Regions from separate parts of the Homo sapiens genome. Here region 1 is linked to region 2. The links are chromatin loops, found by intact Hi-C in ENCODE. Cell type or tissue: B cell. All regions are shown on one strand.

Region 1 (8,000 bases), 800 kb before region 2:
ATTCTCACCATTATTTCTATTTCCCCTCTTTAAGAACATGTGGGTATATCTGGATCCCATTCATGTCATATGTGAACTAAGGATAGCTTGAGGACATTCAGTGTCAAGCCCTCTCGTCTTATGCCTTTATCACTGTGACATTTTCTCCTCCCAGGATCCCAAATGCGAAATAGGTCTTGAAAGGGATATCAGACACATGTCTGACCATGCGTCTCACCATTACATCAGTCTTTGGCCACTGTAGGAGCACCATTGCCCATCGCCATATTAAAAGTGGCCACCTGCAGAGTCTTCCTTCCTTAGAGTCTATGCAGAAGCCCAAGAAACAGGCTGCAGCCCCAGTAATCTGGGGCTACTCTATACCTCTCTGGATGAACTTAACCTGCCACATTCCTGGGGGTAAGAACTTCAAGAACTGACATGTTCACTCCCTCCAATATCTGCCTTCCTTCCTTTTCTGACTTTGGATATGTAAAGTGATGATCTTCAGGCTTGGCTCTCATCTTTATTGTATTATAGCCTATCCTATCCCACTGAGCTTTTCTTTCTTCCACTGCATATCCAACCACTCCTCTCTTAGTGGTCCTAGACAGGAGGGGTCTTCTTTGCTGTAGAAGAAAGCCTGTGATCTCAGCCTGTAGGTGCAACTCTTAGTCTGCTCAATGGGGCCTACAGGAACCTTAGAAAATCTTTTCTCTCATAATAGAGGCTGACTCTCAAGGTTCTTATTAAACAACAACAATTTTGCAAGTCATGTTGTTCTCTTTGGATTTCTGCTATAGCAATTCTAATGTCTCTTCATCCTCCCATCCCCTACTCTCCACTTCACCAATCTTCCCAAGGCAATGGATGCTTCAGGCTGACTATGGAGAAGGCAATATAGTTAAAAACAGAAAAGAGAAAAATGTGTCAATATGTCTCAAAATATTAATCCCAACATACACAAATAAAGTAGTAAGTTGCATGAAGAGTAATTTTAGCATTTCACCCAATATTCCTGCATTTATGCAGAACCATGCATTGTAACTAAAGAACTCTAATTTACTAGCTTCGGAAGCATTGAGTTAAGAAGATTTTTTTAAAAAGTCAGCAGACATTCATGTTTATATGATCCTTTATTGTTTAAAGATGTTTTCACATAAATGATCTCATTTGATCCTCACAAAATGAAGTAAGTTTTGCTGTCTTCATTTGGAGGCTGACAAAGGCTAAACTATTTGCCACCAGTGTATAGTGATACAGTGAGATCAAAAAATAATCTTTCATTTTGAAACATACCTTTCATGTAAGTCTGAAAGTAAAAACTGAAACTAGGAGTTTGAGCTAGACTCGCGGCTTTGAGAAGAACCTTCTTTGTGAACCACTTTCATCATGAGATGTAAATCAAATAGGAGCCCATTATCCTTTGGGAAACTCTGAATATTGTCAAAAATCTCTAAATTCAAATGCATCAGAATGTTCTTAAAATGCGTACGGCATGGTTGTGGATGGTGCATCCTTGCAGAGGTTAATAAAAAGTGCAAAGTGATGTTTTCCTTCCTCTGGCAATAACCAGAGGCAGGACTTGGGGCTCTTTCACTCTGGAGAACATTAAAAACTTGGACTCTTTTCGGGACACAAATGTGAAAACCAGCAGGTTTTCAGTGTTCTAGCAGCTGTGCCCAAAGAGAAATCAGAGATAAATGGCAGCTGAGGAATTCTTTTAACAAGGAGAAGCTGGGATTGTATCTGTGAGCTTCTGTTTTGCACATTGTACTTACATTCCTTACGTTATTTTCAAGTACCAGCAGTGTCTAATTCATAGCCATTTTGGAACTGAGCTTAAAGGAATCTTCTTATCCACATTCTTTGGCAAAACAGACCAGAGAGAATAATTGTAGGAGATTGGTCAGGGTGGTGGGAGAAACTGTAGGAAAAACGCAAACCTTCTTGGAAGGCCATGGGGGTTTTGCAAAGCTTCGGGGAAGAATGAGCAGTTCTTACCCTGGGGCAAAGGGCGAGAAGTAGGTACAAAGGAATGCAGGGGAGTTTATCAGAATAGGTTGTTTACTCATATCTCCAGAAACCGGGCCTTTAATCATCCACGCAATTACCCACAAGTGTATTGACTCAAGGCCTTTGTCATTAAATCTACACTGAATAAATGCCCGCAGTGCCAGCTGGTCAGGGCCACAGCTGCTGACTCTTTACAGTACCCTCTTTGGGGTCTGTGGGTGGCCCTGGTCTCCTAGCCCACTCTTTCACTAGATACCTGTGTCTGAGTGCATTTGTTCATCTGTCATTCAGCCAGGGTCTGTGGGTCAGACCTGGCAAATAATTATGGTGTGAAGAAGGGGTCAGAAGGCCCAGGAGCAGTGGCTCACACCTGTAATCCCAGCATTTTGGGAGGCCAAAGTGGGCAGATCACTTGAGGCCAGGAGTTCGAGACCAGCCTGGCCAACATGGTGAAACCCTGTCTCTACTAAAAATACAAAAATTAGCTGGTGAGGTGGTGCATGCCTGTAACCCCAGCTACTCAGGAGGCTGAGGCAGGAGAATTTCTTGAACCTGGGAGGCAGAGTGAGCCAAGATCATACCACTACACTCCAGCCTGGGTGATGGGAATCTATCTCAAAAAAAAAAAAAAAAAAAAAAAGGAGGGGTCACAGACCTGAAGAAGGAGATAGATGGCGCCTCAGTCTGGAGCATGATGTGTTGAGGGCACAGATGGGCACATGGAACATTCCAGCACTCCTCAGGGTTCTCAGAATACCTGCTGACATCACAGAGGGGTCAGCTTGTAGACCACTGGACAGCAAAGGAAAGGGGACCTCTCATGCTGGAAATGGATTGGAAGCAGAATAAGTCGTTTTTTCAGTAATTGTCTAGGCCATGTGTATTAGCCAAAAATAAATTTAAATCTGTAGTTAAATATTCTGTTTCTCACAGATATCCTTTAAAATACATTAAAGGATAGCATCATATTGTCCAAAATAATAAGTGGGTTTTGATGTCTTTTTCTCTGTTCGCAGGCCACCTCTCTTTGCCAGTCTTGACAAATAATTTCTTAGTGAAGCACCTATTTCAGGCTGAGCCACAAGATGTCAGCCTAAGCTTAGTCATTTTGAATTTTCCTGGCCCTTGAAACAACTACATTTTTTCACTTTTATGACCAAGAAAAAGTCTGAGAAGCTCACGACCCCTCAGGATTAGGTACAGAGACCACAGCAGCTGCTTGCCCTGGGAGCTCTTCATGCCTGTTCTCAGCCATCTTCAGTGAAGATTTCACAGGATAACCCAAACTGGCTCCTTTCTGTGACACCACCCAGGGAACTGCATTCCAAGTGTGGGTGTACACGGATCTCCACCATTGGTCCTTGCTCTCTCTCCTGTCCCATCCTTTCTCCCCTTCCTCAGTTATGCTCTGGGGCAGGTGAGTAATCCTGCATGCCTTCGGAGATGTCCATTTGGGAATGAGATCCTACCTTTCCTTTTCCCAGGCACCCCCAGCCTTATGAGGGATTCCCATCACGTGGCTTTAGAGATGAGAAGGCATCTTTGCCATGAACTCTTGCTTCATCAGGTTGAAACTCACTCTTCCTGTGAACCCCCCACTTCTCTCTATTCTTTCACATGCTGGGAAGGGGACTGCAGAGACCTTTAGGGATAGTACAGAGGATGTGTCTCCTCGTGGCCAGCCCAGGGCAGGGACTGGACCCAGTGGTTTGCAGCCCTTTTTAGAAGGTTGGCATTTAACTCACTTTGTCCTTAGGTTTGGTTCATTGTCATCAAGATGGAGCGATGATGAATGTCCTCCTCAACATCTTTTACATTTTACACTGATAACAGTTATTAGAAAGAACAAAGTTGGACTTGTGGATCAGTGTGCAGTACTAGAGAAAAGAGGAAAACTCTAACCTATTTTGAGTACTTACTTTTTTTCATCTAATTGTCACAAGACAGTGAAGTTGCTATCACCTTCACTTGATAAATGAGGAAAATTTGAGCTCAGAAAGTATTCAGAAACTCGTTCAGGGTCTTAGAATGAATGAGTGAGACAGAAACACAAGTCTGTCTGATTCTAGAGTCCTGTTTTTTTCTTTCATTCTTTCCTTTTGAAAAAATTCCCTTTACTACTTCTGCATTTGATACAAAGTGGTATCTGGTAAATGGGCCTGAAAACTTTCTAAATAACTAGTTTTAAATAATCTCTGTGGAAATTTATACAAACAAAAAACTTCCTTGAAAAAGTATAAACTCCCTCTTCCAGTAGGCTACGACAGACTCTCAAATCATCCGCTTCAATCATTTAGAGCTGCCATGTGCCTTTGGCCTCCTGGTTAAAACTACATAGTCAGAATTGGAAATACAGGTAGCTATTAGTAGGAACAAAGACAGTGAATGTCCAGGACAGAACTGAGCTGCATTTCTAGGTTTGAATGGAACCAGTAATAAAAGTCCAAAATAAATGATCACCTCCACCATTCACTCTTCTATGATGGGTGTAATGTATTATTTTTTCTTTTTTAAAAAAAATTTTATTTTAGGTTCAGGGGTACATGTGCATGTCTGTTATATAGGTAAACTTGTGTCATGGGGGTTTATTGTACAGGTTATTTCTTAGCCCAGGTACTAAACCTAGTACCCAATAGTTATATTTTTCTGCTCCTCTCCCTCCTCCAACCCTTCACCCTCAGGTAGGCCCCAGTGTCTATTTTTCCCCTCTTTGTGTCAATGTGTTCTCATCATTTAGCTCCCTCTTTTACATGAGAACATGCAGAATTTGGTTTTCTATTCCTGTTAGTTTGCTAAGGATAATGGCCTCCAGCTCCATCTATGTTCCTGTGAAAGACATGGTCTCATTCTCTTTATGGCTGCATCATATTCCATGGTGTATACATACCACATTTTCTTTATCCAGTCTATCATTGAAGGGTATTTAAGTTGATTCAATATCTTGGCTATTGTGAATACTGCTGCAGTGAAATATGCATGCATGTGTCTTTATAATGGAACAATTTATATTCCTCTGGGTATATACCCAATAATGAGATTGCTTGGCCGAATAGTGGTTCTGGTTTTAGCCCTTTGAGGAATTGCCACACTGCTTTCCACAATGGTTGGACCAATTTACACTTCCACCAACAGTGTGTAAGCATTTCCTTTTCTCTGCAACCTCCTCAGCATCTGTTATTTTTTGACTTTTTAATAATAGCCATTTTGCCTAGTGTGAGATGGTATCTCACTGTGGTTTTTTTTCTTTACTTCAATAGGTTTTTGGGGGACAAGTAGTGTTTGGTTACATAACTAAGTTTCTTTAGTGGTGATTTCTGAGATTTTGGTGCATCCATTACCCGAGCAGTGTACACTGTATCCAATGTGTAGTCTTTTATCCCTCACCCCCTCCCACCTTGTCCCCCAAGTCCCCAAAGTCTGTTGTATCATTCTTACGTGTTTGCAACCTCATAGCTTAGCTTCCACTTATGATTGAGAATATCTGATGTTTGGTTTTCCATTCCTGAGTTACTGCACTTAAAATAATGGTTTCCAGTTTCATCCAGGTTGCTGTGAATGCCATTATTTTGTTCAATTTTATGTCTGAGTAGTATTCCATGGTATATAGATAGGTACAGATATAGACATATCACAATTTCTTTATCCAATCATTGATTGATGGGCATTTGGGCTGGTTTTACATTTTTGCAATTGGGAATTGTGCTGCTATAAACATGCATGAGCAAATATCTTTTTCATATAATGACTCATTTTCCTTTGTGTAGATACCCTGTAGTGGGATTGCTGGTTCAAATGGTAACTCTGCTTTTTAGTTCTTTAAGGAATATTTACACTGTTTTCCATAGTGTTTGTACTAGTTTACATTCCCATCAGCAGTGTAAAAGTGTTCCTTTTTCACCACATTCCCTCCAACATCTATTATTTTTTGATTTTTTTATTATGGCCATTCTTGCAGGAATAAGGTGATATCGCATTGTGGTTTTGATTTGCATTTCCCTGATCATTAGTGATATTGAGCATTTTTCATATGTTTGTTGGGCACTTGCATATCTTCTTCTGAGAATTATCTATTCATGTCCTTAGCCCACTTTTTGATGGGATTGTTTGTTTTATTCTTGCTTATTTGTTTGAGTCCCTTGTAGATTCTGGATATTAGTCCTTTGTGGGATGTATAGATTGGGAAGATCTTCTCACATTCTGTGGGTTGTCTGTTTACTCTGCTGATTGTTTCTTTTGTTGTGCAGAAGTTTTTTAGTTCAATTAAGTCCAACTATTTATCTTTGTTTTTGTTGCATTTGCTTTGGGGTTCTTGGTCATGAAGTCTTTGAATAAGCCAATGTCCAGAAGGGTGTTTCCAATGTTATCTTCTAGAATTTTTATGGTTTAAGGTCTTAGATTTAAGTCTTTCATCCATCTTGAGTTGATCTTTATATCCCATGAGAGATGAGGATCCAGTTTCATTCTTCTACATGTGGCTTGTCAAGTATCTCAGTACCATTCGTTGACTAGGGTGTCCTTCCCCTACTTCATGTTTATATTTGCTTTGTCAAAGATGAGTTGGTTGTAAGTATTTGCCTTTATTTCTGGGTTATCTATTATGTTTCATTGGTCTATGTGCCTATTATACCAGTACCATGCTGTTTTGGTGACTATGGTCTTACAGTATAGTTTGAAGTCAGGTAATGTGATGACTCCAGATTTGTTCTTTTTGCTTAGTCTTGCTTTGGCTATGCAGGCTCCTTTTTGGTGCCATGTGAATTTTAGAATTTTTTTTTCCTAGTTCTGTGAAGAATGATGGTGGTATTTTGATGGGAATTGCATTGAATTTATAGATTGCTACTGGCAATATGGTCATTTTCACAATATTGATTCTATTCATCCATGACCATGGGATATATTTCCATTTGTTTGTGTTATCTAAAATTTCTTTCAAAAGTATGTTGTAGTTTTCCTTGTAGAGGTCTTTCACCTCCTTGGTTAGGTATATTCCTAAGTATTTTTTTTCTGCAGCTATTGTAAAGGGGGTTGAGTTATTGATTTGATTCTCAGCTTGGTCGCTGTCAGTGTATAGAAGAGCTACTGATTTATGTACATTAATTTTGTATCATGAAGCCTGCTGAATTAATTTATCAGTTCTAGGGGCTTTTGGAAGGAGCCTTTAGGGTTTTCTAGGTATATGATCATATCATCAGCAAACAGTGACAGTTTGATTTCCTCTTTACTGGTTGGATGCCCTTTCTTTCTCTTGTCTGATTGCTCTTGCTAGGACTTCCAGTAATATGTTGAATTGAAGCGGTGAGAGTGGGCATCCTTGTCTTGTCCGAGTTCTCAGGGGGTATGCTTTCAACTTTTCCCCATTCAGTATTATGTTGGCTGTGAGTCTGTCATAGATGGCTTTTATTACATTAAGGTATGCCCCTTCTATGCCGATTTTGCTGAGGGTTTTAATCATAGAGCAATGCTGGATTTTCTCAAATGCTTTTGCTGTGTCTATTGAGATGATCTTGTGATTTTAGTTTTTAATTCTGTTTATGTGGTATATCACATTTATTGGCTGTGTATGTTGAACATCTCTGCATCCCGGGTATGAAACCCACTTGATCATGGTGGATTATCTTTTTGGATATGCTGTTGGAGTCGGTTAGCTATTATTTTGTTAAGGATTCTTGCATCTGTACTCAACAGGTATATTAGTCTGTAGTTTTCTTTTTTTGTTATGTTCTTTCAGTATAATGTATTTTTTGAAGGAAAACATGAATAAACCAATGTTGTATCTACTGAAGTCATTATTGGTGCTCTCTCTCACTTGCAACCTGCCTTCACCTAAGGTCATACGAAGCTTCTAGGGTTCCCTCCTCAGTTTCCTCCTTCTAGGGTTCCCTATCAGATTCAGATTCACCACTTTTTTTGTACCAAACTTATTTTAATGTTCCCTACAATGTTGAAATAAAATTCATAGATCACATGACCTATCTAGACACAAAATCTTTAAAACCATCAATATA
Region 2 (8,000 bases):
TGATGTGGTGATGACTGGCTCCTGCCCTGTACATAGCCCCTATTCTCATATAAGGCCCTGCCAGATATTTTATCTTCATCATAGGGTAGATCCACATCCATTTTAAGAGATCCTTAAAATCACTGCCACCTGTCTCAGAAATTCCAGCTAGTCAGAGGATTCAGAAATGATCCCTATTCTGACAATTAAGCCTGAGCTGATAACCACCAAAACACTGTTGGAACTAGGACAGATGTTGATGATACAGCCAGGACCCAGGAACTTTAGACTGGCTGGCTGGACAGGCTGGCCCTGATCATTATGTTGGTTCTGAAAATAACATGACTTTAATTTCATGTGACTGAATTTTTTAGACTTTGCTTACTATGTAATGGTAGAGTTTTACTACACCCAGTAACTAATCAATGCCATACAGTGCCCACCACGGCATAGCAGGTGGCAGATACAGCTACTCTCTCTGCTACCAGTCCCTCCTCAGAGAAGCACGGTGATTTATCACACAGGAAAAGCAGAGGGAAGCTAGTGTGGCTACTGCAGAGTACAGCTGTGGACAGAAAGGTTATTGGGAGAAAGAAAAAGGAGAAGGGAGGCCAAGGCGGGTGGATCACCAGAGGTTGGGAGTTCGAGATCGGCCTGACTAACATGGTGAAACCCCGTCTGTACTAAATATACAAAATTAGCTGGGCATGGTGGCGTGCCCCTGTAATCCCAGCTACTCAGGAGGCTGAGGCAGGAGAATCACTTGAACCTGGGAGGCAGAGGTTGCAGTGAGCCAGGATTGCACCACCGTACTCCAGCCTAGGCGACAGAGTGAGACTCAGTCTCCAAAAAAAGCAAAAAAAAAGAAAAGGGAGAAGGGGCCAGGCGCAGTGGCTCACACCTATAATACCAGCACTTTGGGAGGCAGAGGGGGGCGGATCATCTGAGCTCAGGAGTTCAAGACCAGCCTGGCCAACATGGTGAAACCCAGTCTCTACTAAAAATACAAAAATTAGCTGGGTGTGGTGGCACACACCTGTAATCCCAGCTACCGGGGAGGCTGTGGCAGAAGAATCACTTGAACCCAGAAGGCAGAGGTTGCAGTGAGCAGAGATCGCGCCACTGCACTCCAGCCTGGGCGACAGAGCAAGACTCTAGTCTCAAAAAAAAAAAAAAAAGAAAGAAAGGAAAAGGGAGAAGGTAGTCACCTAAGTAATAAACTATTTCAATAGACAAAAACCTTTTGGCTATTTGTTACTAAGCATTAATGTGACATCTATTATACCTTAATTATTCCATATCAATTCTTTTTACAGTTTTGAATCATCTGCAGAAAAAGGTACTCCTATTTTAAATTTTCACTAGTTTTGTTTAACTGTGCTGGGAGGTAATTCATTATCCACTTCCCCTTATTCCCTAGGATATTAATAACTGATGTATTAGAGTGTATAGGAGATACTCTTATTTTAAATTTTCCCTAGTTTCATTTAACTGTGCGGGGAGGTAATTTATTATCCACTTCCCCTTATTCCTTAGGATATTAATAACTGATTTATTAGAGTGTATAGGAAAGACAGAAGAGTGTATAGGAGAGACAGAAGAGTGTACAGGAAAGACAGAAGAGAAAAAAGAAACATCAGCAGATAACTGACACAGGCTTAAATGCGTAACAAGAATCTGAAAACAGGTTCACAGATATGGTAGAGGCAGACACGCTTGTGTCTCATTTCTCTCTGTACCCATGCATTAAAAATTTTGAATACTTTGAGGCTGGGAGCAGTGGCTCACGAAACCTGTAATCCCAGCACTTTGGGAAGCCAAGGCGGCCTCACTTGAGGTCAGGAGTTCAAGACCAGCCTGGTCAACATAGCGAAACACTGTCCCTAGTAAAAATACAAAAATTAGCCAGGTGTAGTGGTACACACCTGTAATCCCAGCTACTTGGGCAGCTGAGGCACGAGAATCGCTTCAACCTGTGAGGCAGAGGTTACAGTGAACTGAGATCATACCACTGCACTCCAGCCTGGGTGAGAGAGCGAGACTCTGTCTCAAGAAAAAATAATAACAAAAAAATTAATACTTTCCATTTTTAAAGATGCTATAAGTAATATACAAAATCTCTTCATAAAGCAATAGAGTCCAGCTACATATTTTTTAAAGTAAAGAAATACCGTTGATGTTCCCATTGCAGCAGAAGTGAAATATTTTGGTTTATATGCTGTTAAATTCACTTCTGAGGCTACATCCTTAGGCTCATCATCAAAAGTAATATCATCTGGTATAAACCTAAGAAGTAAAGAAAAAAAATTTATTTAAAATACGCTGCAGTGATAACCACAGTTTAGATTCTCATCTAATTAGTTGTAGTTTATACATACACAAACTTTCTAAAAGACACACGTTTAAGAGACAATGTTAGACATAACCTTTGTATATTTCTGAATGAATTCATCTTTGTATAAATTTCTGAAATTCATAAGCTATAACTCTGTAATTCCACTAAATTTAAAAGAATGCTGTATAGATAGAAATCGTGCATTAGGAGTCAGTTAATGAGTCAGGTGCAAGCACATGTGGGTCCCTCACGTTTCAAAAAGATCCAGACTTCTGATAGTGCAGTCATTGACTACATGATTTTGTTGTTGTTTTTACAGAGAGGGTCTTGCTCCATCACCCAGGTTGGAGGTCCATGGCATAATCATGGCTCACTGAAGTCTCAACGGCCTGGGCTCAAGCGATCCTCTACAGGTGTGCGCCAACATGCCTGGCTAATTTTTACTTTTAAAATTTTTTGTAGAGACAGGGTCTCACTATGTTGCCCAGGCTGGTCTTGAACTCCTGGGTTCAAGCGATCTTCCTGCCTAGGCCTCCCAAAGTGCTGGGATTATAGGCGTGAGCTACTATGCCCAGCTGGCTATATTGTATTTTGAAGATCAAATATAATTATTAATGGGTAAGCATTGTGAATACAAAGTATCATATACATGAGGTGTCACTGAAAACAAGGGAAAGCTTAAGGTTGAGTCTTACAATTTCCTAATTGTACATTTAGCCATTTACATTTAGAGCAGTGTTGTCCAACAGAACTTTCTGTGACAAGGGCAATGTTCTATATCTGCTCTGTCCAAAATGGAACAATTATTTGAAATATGACTACGCAACTGACTTATAAATTTTAACTAAAATAACCAAATATGACTAGTGGCTACTATACTGGATAGCATGGATCTAGAGATAACAATCTGTTTTCAAATTCCTCTGCCCCTTCCTCCATGCATTTTTAAAAGTTAACTTCATCTGGTTCCTAGCTCTAAAAGCAGTTGCAAGGAAATATTATTGTGTAAGGTACACCATCTTAAAAACAGAGCCAATATGTCTGAAAGGACAAAGATGTGGGGATGATTCATACATAATACTTTAGCACTGTCTTGTTTGTTTTCTTTCTTAGGAGTGATGTTCCATGGGATAGAGTTAACCGAAAAGCAAAAAAATCATTTTAGAATATAAAACAGAGATCACTACCAGTTCAAATATTTTACTTCTTATAATCATGTTGTACTAAAAGATTAAATTGGTAATACATACACTGGATTACCTTAGATCTATGAAAGAACAACTACTTTCAAATTCCAGGCCATCACAATCCTCATAAATTTTACTAGCTGTTTCCGGAGAATCACAGTCTACTACTGCATAATAGTACTTCAGTCGTTTGAATTGATAATCTCTCAATTTTTCTCTAGACGTCCTAAAGTGGGAAAAACTTATTAAGCATACTTATACAGAAACACAAAAATTTCCCTTTAAAAAATAAATGTAATTCTTTCAAGAAAAACATATTACAAGCTGGCCTTCATACCAAACCATCTTTCCTTCATGACTTTGCCTTTATAAACATTAAATACTTAAGCTCAACTTATTATTCTCACAAGGTACAGATATTTGGATTGGAATTTGGTATCTAGGAAAGGAGTGTGTGGGAATTCGTGTGTTTATCTATAATTTAACTCACAGAATAGTTACTTTGCTATTACACACTGCCTTCTCAAGTAAAACCAATAAAGATAATTCTATTATAAAATATGCTAGAAAACCATTAGCTAAAAGACATTCCTGATCTTGCAAAATGTTTGCTTAAGAGTCTATAAGTTTGATTTTGCTTAACTACAACACATTCTTTTTTTTTTTTTTTTTTTTAAGGTTCCACACAAAGCACTGATACAACTCTTTCTTTGAAGGTCTTCATCTGCTCTCTCCTGTCACTAATCTATTTAACCCTCATTTTTATTAAGTGCAAATATAGCTCCACCTAGTGGCTTAAAAACTATCTTAAATTATTTTCTATATTGCACCATGATGATAAAAAAAAAAGTTTTATCATTCTTTCACTTTTCTATTTGATTCTCAAATAAGAAAAAATTATATAATTTGAAGGCAAACAGAGCTTCAATGATGTCTCAAAAAAAAAAGCAAAACGTACTAATTCAGAGCAACGAGGCTGAAAGAATTCAAAAGAACTCCAAATCAGTTTAATCATGAAATGTTTTTCAAAAACTGCAATAATTACTTTCATGAATACAGAAATAGAAATATACACGAACAAAAATCTTCTTGGAATAATGTACCACTTTTAACAGACTTTAAATCTGTTTTGCAACCTGTTTTAACCACGAATGGCACAAGTATAAACTTTAGTTTTAACTATTAAGGTGACCAGAATTCTGAACTAATGACATGAATTTATGAGGTTTAGTTTTATGTTCTATAGTGATTTAATACCAGTCTTTTTCTGGGGCATCTTCAGGAATACTTAATAGCTCTACTGGTCCTTGAACTTGCTCTTCCTTCATCCTCTCCTTTCCAAATTCTGAAGGATATATCTAAACAGAAAAAAATAGGATCAATGTAATTTGTACATTCCTTTACACAAATATCTAGACCTGTCGAAGTCAGGAACTCTAAAAGTCACAACTTGACTCAATGAAAACAGTAAGGGTGACTCACTTCCAAATCCACTATAGGAAGCTAGAGCATCTTGAGAAATTTTATTTAAAAATAGATCACTTTGGCTAGAGACTAACAAGATACGAGGCTTGGAAACAAAAATAAGAGTATCTCCTCCACATACCACCTGGGACAAGATGGTTCCGAGATCCAAACGAAAAATTAAAAGCAAAACAAGATGCTAAGCTCAAGGAAATGTGAATAAAAACACACACATGAAAAATGACTGAATTAGTTTACATGAAATACAGAAAAATAAACATATAATGAAGATCAATTTTGTAATAACCAACTTATCTCTGTCATACCATTTATCCAGTGCTTTCTTTTAAAGAAATAGAACAGAACTGACGACAACCTTATACAGATTAGGTATAGTCTCGATATAAGAAAAAGAATTCACTCTCACCAGGTGTGGTATCTTCTAAAATCTTGCCTACTTTAAGAGTCAAGAAATAATTGTATTAATGACATTGTTTTGATACTACTAGGCTTAATATACATTTGTTAATGAACACATGCTTTTTTAAACTGTCTGAAATATGCAATTTATCAACAAGATGATCCAAGTTTTTCTTACTAACTTGAATAGTATATACACAATAGGTTTAATATGTAAGTTTATAATATATATGTAGTCACATCTTTTGATTCTTTTTTTTCCTCTTTTCTAAGTCTAGAAATTCTCACTATTGCCTAAAACACAGGGTTTTTAAATTGTTTCTTTGGCTTGACTTTTAATTTTTTTTTCCTTTGCTTCATCTAGAATTTCGCTGGAGCTATTAGGAGGTGAAGATCTGAACCAAGTTCTCTATCCAATGACCTGTTCATTTGTCCAAATATTCAAGCAGCCTATTTTGATCTAAGTTATCATATGAACTCTTTCTATCTATTCTGTTCTACCAATTTGTCCCATTTTTACCCAAACCTGTCAACCCCCATAGCATCATGAAATGTTTAGATATTGTAACTTGTAGGGTGAGTTTTTACACTTGATCTTAGCCAAAAGGCCGAGAAGCGACAGGGTGAGTTTTTATATTAGCATGATTTCTCAAAAGTTTATTAGCTAGTCTAGGCCAGGCGCGGTGGCTCACACCTGTAATCCCAGCACTTTGGGAGGCCGAGGCGGGCGGATCATGAGGTCAGGAGATCGAGACCATCCTGGCTAACACAGTGAAAACCCGTCTCTACTAAAAATACAAAAAATTAGCCGGGCGTGGTGGTGGGCGCCTGTAGTCCCAGCTACTCAGGAGGCTGAGGCAGGAGAATGGCGTGAACCCGGGAGGCGGAGCTTGCAGTGAGCCGAGATTGCGCCACTGCACTCCAGCCTGGGCGACAGAGCGAGACTCCATCTCAAAAAAAAAAAAATAGTTTATTAGCTACTCTTAATTTGTTTATTCTTTTAGATGATTATTGGTATCCTTTTTCTTAACTTTGACTTGAACTGGGATTTTGATCAAAATTACCCTAGAACAGTAGACATAACATCTTTAAATATTTAAACAGAATAATACAGGTTGAGCATCCCAAATCCCAAATCCAAAATTCCAAACTTTTTGACTGTCAACGTGAGGTTCAAAGGAAACGCTCATTGGCGCATTTCAGATTTTGGAATTGCGATGCTCATCCAGTAAGTATATATAATGCAATTTTATTTCAAAATCTGAAATTCTAAACACTTCTGATCCCAAGCATTTTGGATAAGGGAGACTCAATCTCTAATAATGATTGAGGGCAGGGCTATTTCAGGCACTGCACTAAATACTTAGTTCAAGCTCCTTTATACTTAATCCTTACAATCACCAATACTATTGTTATATCCATTTGGATATATTGGAAAGATGTAAACATACTTGAGAGATTAATTAAGTGTCCAGGATCACATAACACTTACGAGAATCAAGATTTGAACCCAGGTCTGCAATAATGCAAAGCCTGGATTCTTAATTATTAGGTTGGCTTGAAATATGGTATCCTCAAAATTTATGTAAGTTTTTCAAATTTATCAAGTGTTACAGTTTACTTCACATAGGTCATTTGTGTTTATTAAGGTAATTTCCAAGAACTTTATGTGGTTTTGTTTCTAGTATAATTAGATTTTTTCCTTAATTGGCCAGTGTTAGCAATAAGGAATGCAATTTATTGTTAAAAACACTTCTTATATGCTGTCCCTTTACTGAGCTTTTATTTCTTTGGATTTTTAATGTGTAAACAATCATATAACCTATCAATAATAATAATTTCACCTCTTCCTTTCTAACATTTATACCTGTTACATAAGTTTCACACTCAATTGGATTGGACAACTTCCACAGTATTTTCCTAAAAAGGAAAACTATGGCCAAAAAAAAAAAAAAAAATCAGATTTAACTTAAAATGCCTAGAAATATTTATTTCAAAATGAAATCAATTCTCACCTTGACGGAAAATATTACACCTCCTTTGGGTTTAAATGAATTGAACAGAGCCAGCAAATCTTTTGCCTTTAATCTATCCCAGTCCATGTTACAAACTGCTAATCGACGTGTAATCTGAGAAATGAGAAGAATTAAATAGTACATAATCCATATCATTCTCAATACTTGAAAAATAAAGATTCTAAAAATGTAATGCCTTCTGTCCCCTATGCTCTGAAATTAATAGTACAGGAGTTATCTAAGCGTAATTCAGTATATAAAAGAGAACTTCAAATGAGCCAAACAATAGTAAAACCATAACAGGTAAGTACTTTCTCTTACTTGGTTCTTAATTCTTAAATCAGAACATGATCATGAGCTGATTTTTTAACCACCAAGTTTGTTCAGCTATTTTGCCATGCATGCATGAGTAAGGAAGTTGAGTATGTTACCCTGCAACATTTCTTTTGGGTGCCGTACAAACAGAAATACAAACTACTAGCTAAAACAAGTATTAAAAATTTCATGCAACTTTTAATTATTTATGTAGAGCCTCTTCTTATCTGCTTGGACGTCTTCTAGTTCATATAATTATATTCCATATCAAATTTTAATCAGAAT

What was found. A loop is a pair of places that touch in the nucleus more often than their neighbours do. Peaks named below come from ENCODE experiments on the same cell type or tissue, not always from the same donor. Only the 100,000 strongest peaks of a DNase experiment are listed, where the experiment ranks them.
Region 1: a loop joins it to region 2, with 22 times the contacts of the local background. A loop is called at or near these places in 9 of 110 quality-filtered maps.

The regions. Positions count from the first base shown.
Region 1 is chr20:12,967,386-12,975,385 of GRCh38, forward strand. No RefSeq gene overlaps it. Among named protein-coding and RNA genes, the nearest start is that of LINC01722, 19 kb to the left of the region's middle. In B cell, a CTCF peak has its summit at 3,098 (motif pointing right); no DNase peak of the experiment used is centred here.
Region 2 is chr20:13,767,757-13,775,756 of GRCh38, forward strand. ESF1 (ESF1 nucleolar pre-rRNA processing protein) reads right to left here. Exons shown (of 14, transcript NM_001276380.2): 4 at 7,401-7,514; 5 at 4,759-4,859; 6 at 3,575-3,727; 7 at 2,151-2,265. Among named protein-coding and RNA genes, the nearest start is that of ESF1, 13 kb to the right of the region's middle. In B cell, CTCF peaks have their summits at 4,315 (motif pointing left) and 4,515; a DNase peak (open chromatin) is centred at 4,255; H3K27ac peaks cover 339 bases.